2 separate regions of the Homo sapiens genome follow, and region 2 is linked to region 1. The links are chromatin loops, found by intact Hi-C in ENCODE. Cell type or tissue: PC-9. All regions are shown on one strand.

Region 1 (2,500 bases):
ACTGCTCTCCAGCCTGGGCGACAGAGCAAGACTCTGTCTCAAAAAACAAATGAACACACCCACAAAAAAACCACCCCCACCGCTACCAAAATAAACAGATGAGGGTGTGGGACACCCTTTAATTTTGTTTTTCTTAAACTATCTCTACTTCGAGTTCTGGGAACTTGAATAATGTTTTCTCTCTTCCAACTGCACTTAGGGATCTTGTGATCCAGTTCAGTCATAAGCCACTTACAAGCTTATGTGAGATAGAAGCTCCAGCACGTTCATGAAGGCAGCTCATATAACCAAGATCACCCCCTTCCCTTTTCCTTTTCCCACATGCTGACTCCAAGTAAGTTTTTTGTTGTTGTTTTGTTTTCATTTTTTAGAGACAGGGTCTCACTCTGTCAGCTCACTACAGCCTGGGCCTCCTGGGCTCAAGCAGTCCTCCTGCCTCAGCCTCCTGAGTAGGTGGGACCACAGACACATGCCACCACACCTGGCTAATTAAAAAAAAAAATTGTGTGGAGAAGGGGGTCTCACTATGTTGCTCAGGCTGGTCTCCAACTCCTGGCCTCAGCAATCCTCTTGCCTCAGCCTCCCAAAGCAATGAAATTACAAGCATGAGCCACTGCACCAGGCTGCCAAGTGGTTTTTACTAGGAATCAGGACTTTTAAGACTGACAGTGACACAGAAATTGACACTTGCTTTACCCTGCTGGAGCTCATCAAGGACAATGGCAGCCTGTTGGGCATGCTCAGCATGCCAGACCACAGACCAAGGTCTCAGCTTCCCTCTGGAACTCCACTACAAGCAGATCGTATCGGTGAGTGCTTAAACACAGTGGCATGAATAGAGCAGCCCACTGTCTCATTACTTTAAGCACCACGCTTGAGAATTCCAAGCCAACAGAAGAACTCGACCTGTTCCCAAGCCTTTTGTTGCCGTCTCCTAAATCCTGCAAGTCCTCCTCCTTAAACTAAAGGGCTGGGGATTTCAGAAAGGGTGAAGGAAACAGTGCTCTTGAATCAGAAACAAGAACAAGGCACACAGGAACTTTTTCCTGACCTTCAACTTAATCACTTGCCTACCAAGGAGCTAAAAGCATTCACATTTTAATTTTCAAGGAAATGTTTGGTCTCAGTTTTCAGGTTCTTCCTGCTTGACTGGGTGTCCTCATTTCTCTCAGAAAAAAAAAAAAAAAAAAAGACAGTGATGACACAGATCTGCCTGCCCTCTAGTGGGCAACGAAAAGAATTTAAAGTATGACGAAAGACGAGCCTCCAGGGAATTAAGATGACTTTTTAACTTTGCTACATTTCCCCTAACTGACTAGCAGATTGAGTTTTTGCCAACACTGCTCAAACAGAACCTGCAGACCATGTCTACAAGAAGTTGAACTTTTTCTTGATAAAAACAATGACTGGTGGGAGAAAAAAGAGGTGACATCAGAAAACGGGGAAATCACTGGGTTTGGAATGAGCTGTGCATGGCACTGAAGAGTCATGTGACTAGATCTCACCAATCATCAGCTATCTCATATGTCAAACTGGGATAATAGTACCCATTATCATACCAGTGCGGTGAGAATCGAGGACATCTGGAACATATTATTTGTGTTAATTGTGCTTCATCAAGCCATGTGACTTTGGCTAGAGTGCAGTGGCACCATCTCGGTTCACTGCAACCTGCACCGCCTGGGTTCAAGTGATTCTCCTGCCTCAGCCTCCAGAATAGCTGGGACTACAGATGCCCGCCACCACCCCTGGCTAATTTTTGTATTTTTAGTAGGGACGGGATTTCACCATATTGGCCAGGCTGGTCTCAAACTCCTGACCTCAAGTGATCCACCCGCCTTGGCATCCCAAAGTGCTGAGATTACAGGCGTGAGCCACCGCCACCGTTCAAGCCTCGTGACTTTAAAGAGAAGATACCATTATAAAATGAAGGCAGAGGAAGGGTGAAAACAAAGGCACCATCCTGGCTAACACGGTGAAACCCGGTCTCTACTAAAAATACAAAATATTAGCCGGGCGTGGGGGTGGGCGCCTGTAGTCCCAGCTACTCGGGAGGCTGAGACAGGAGAATGGTGTGAACCCGGGAGGCAGAGCTTGCAATGAGCCGAGATCGCGCCACTGCACTCCGGCCTGGGCAACACAGCGAGACTCTGTCTCAAAAAAAAAAAAAAAAAAAAAAGAGAAAAGGAAACAAAGGCACTGAGAAAGAAGCTCAAGCCCACCCACAGAGAACCCTTAAAGACACAAATTCATGTTTCTTGCTTAAATCTTAATTCAATCTGATTCCACAAATAGGTTTACTCTGATACAATTATCAGCAGTACAATTGAAATCTAAAGAAAGAAAAAATGACTTTCCTTCAGGTGTCTGCAATGTAAATGAAAATTAAAGCCTGGATATATGATTGTCTTTTCTCACTTAGTTTGCAATGAAATCAGCCCACCAAAATATAAACTTTTACCTAGCACTCTTTTCAAAAAACTTTTAACACACACATTTT
Region 2 (2,500 bases), 150 kb before region 1:
TCCGGATTGGAAAGTAGAGAACTTTAGCCCCAGGCCTGGGCCTTGCCTCCAGCACAGACTCCCAGAGGTTATTAGGCCTTCAGCTGGTGCTTCCTAAGTAGAAGGGTATTGTTTCCTATCCAGTCACCGATCCTTTTGTGTGCCCTCCCTTGGTTCAGAATCCCAAAGAGAATGAATGGGAGAACTCGAGTTCTAAATTCTGTCTTAGAAGCACTCAAATACAGTTTGTAGGGAGACTCCAAACTGGTCTCTCACTACCCTGACAGCCTAAAAACGCAGCTGGAATTTTGCATTCTCTTCCCCTAACCAATTAGTATATGCATTTCAAATACTATGCATAATATGCATATTAGTATATACAAGATAGGCTAAACACTGTGTGAAACTAAGAAGGTAAACCCTCTCCTAGCTTACAAACAATTGGTACAATTAAAAATATTTGACAATGGTGAAGGCATGGGCAATGGCTATTTACAAATCAAAATATAAATATTTTAATATTTTAGTAATAGGCGTGGTGGTACCAGTGTGTCTCAGTTAAATAGTAGTCTTGCCCCAAAGCGCTTTTGAATGCTTTGCCACCTATGCATCAGTGGATTCAGGAATGTAATGAGAGTTCTCAAAAGTAATGGAAGCAAAGCCAAGCAAGTCTCCCACTCCACACATCTTGCTTTTCCCTTTCTGTGTTGAGCTTTGGATCTTCCACAAAGGGGACTGGGTGCCCCTGCGGAAGTCCAGCCAGGGAGTAGTCAGACCTGGGGGGAGAGGATGGATTACAAGCCTGAATTTGCCTTCCCTACCAGACAAGCTCTGGCTTGAGGAATAGAGAAGTGAAAGAAAAAAGAGGTGCTTCGACTCAGTTGGAGACAGGGAGGGTTATGAGTGGAGTGAAGACAAGGCTCTTAATTCAAGCTGCCTCAAATTACATTTGTCCACACACGCAGCAAAATGCTGCTTAAAAAATAAATGAGGTTAATTTCTCTTTACGGGTTCCCTTTCATCTCAGGGTTTCAAAGCACTTTGCCACAAAAGATCCTTTATCTTCACAATTCTTTTTTTATCTAAATATAAACAGAGGGCCCTAAGTTTATATTTAAAGTTCAGTAAAGCCCTAAACTTTGGAAAGAAAAGGTACTTTAAAAATTCTTTTATCATTATAAGATCCAAGTAGCCAATCAAGGACCACACAGACAGAAAATCCACATTCAGATGAAAGGCCACACCTCTGCTCAGATGACCTGCGTGCTAATTAAAATCACAATTAAAACAAGCAGAGGGGATGGAGAGTGGTGACTTAACTTGCCCTTATCCCAGCAGATACACTCACAACTGACTCACACAGGATACATCGGATTTTCTCCAGCAGGCATTTGGAAAAAAGCAAAGAAGAAATTCTAGTTTTAGCTGCCCTCCATCTACTAACCCAGTAAACTCCATCCCTGGGTCGGTGACACATCCCTGACTCGCAGCCACCTCAGCAGAGCCCCATTCCGTGCAGGAAGAGCCAGCTTGGCCTCCTGGTGATGGGAATGTTGTTTGCATATGCATTTTTTCAGCAAAAGAAAGTCTCAAAATCTCCCTGGTTCCAGGGTGTGAGTCATTAGTGGGTGTTTGTTTTTTGGGTTCTGAGTGTGAGTCACCACCTTTCCTGCTGTTGGTCTTCTCAATCCTAGGGTAACAACTAAAAAGCGATGACTAGAGATGCCTGTGATGCTTAAAAGCGGACACCTGGACATTATTCATTTGGCAATTGTATCAACAATTAATTTTAAAGTTTGTTCTTTTCTCTGTAAACAAGTGTATAACGTTTATAAATAACAGTGGGAAAGAGGAAGGTGGGGGAAGGGAGAGAAACAAATCTAAAAAGGATATGACTGAGGTAAACGGAAGTAGAGTCTAGTCAAAGCCAAAATAGACAACTGCCTGTTTGTCAGCTAGAGGAGGGCCGGGGCTGGTGATGTTGACCAAACTCTATACATGAACAAGCATCTGATGCTGCTCTCTAGGACTTTTCCTCATTAGCCTGGGAGTGTGCGTCGGGAGGGCAGTCAGGAGGGACTGCCAGTGTTAACCATCAACTCTAGAATCTGAAAGAACAACATGGCTTTGAAATGACATCTTCCGGCCGGGTGCGGTGGCTCACGCCTGTAATCCCGGCACTTTGGGAGGCCAAGGCAGGCAGATCACAAGTTCAGGAGTTCGAGACCAGCCTGACCAACATGGTGAAACCCCGTCTCTACTAAAAATACAAAAATTAGCCAGGTGTAGTGGCATACGCCTGTAATCCCAGCTACTCAGGAGGCTGAGGCAGGAAAATCACTTGAACCTGGGAGGTGGAGGTTGCGGTGAGCCGAGATAGCACCATTGCACTCCAGCCTGGGAGACAGAGTGAGACTCTGTCTCAGAAAAAAAAAAAAGAAAAAAAAAAAGGACATCTTCCTGATGTTCCTCCCATTGGTGCTATGCCTGGTACCGTTTAGTACTGGGAAAGGACCTCAAG

What was found. Peaks named below come from ENCODE experiments on the same cell type or tissue, not always from the same donor. Only the 100,000 strongest peaks of a DNase experiment are listed, where the experiment ranks them.
Region 2: a loop joins it to region 1, with 5 times the contacts of the local background. A loop is called at or near these places in 13 of 110 quality-filtered maps.

Annotation. Positions count from the first base shown.
Region 1 is chr3:27,680,154-27,682,653 of GRCh38, forward strand. No RefSeq gene overlaps it. Among named protein-coding and RNA genes, the nearest start is that of LINC02084, 32 kb to the right of the region's middle. In PC-9, a CTCF peak has its summit at 1,240 (motif pointing left); a DNase peak (open chromatin) is centred at 1,178; H3K4me3 peaks cover 344 bases; H3K27ac peaks cover 1,250 bases.
Region 2 is chr3:27,532,546-27,535,045 of GRCh38, forward strand. No RefSeq gene overlaps it. Among named protein-coding and RNA genes, the nearest start is that of SLC4A7, 49 kb to the left of the region's middle. RefSeq lists enhancers at 59-1,001, 1,002-1,945 and a silencer at 1,313-1,607. In PC-9, CTCF peaks have their summits at 1,525 and 1,726; a DNase peak (open chromatin) is centred at 1,496; H3K4me3 peaks cover 1,099 bases; H3K27ac peaks cover 2,500 bases.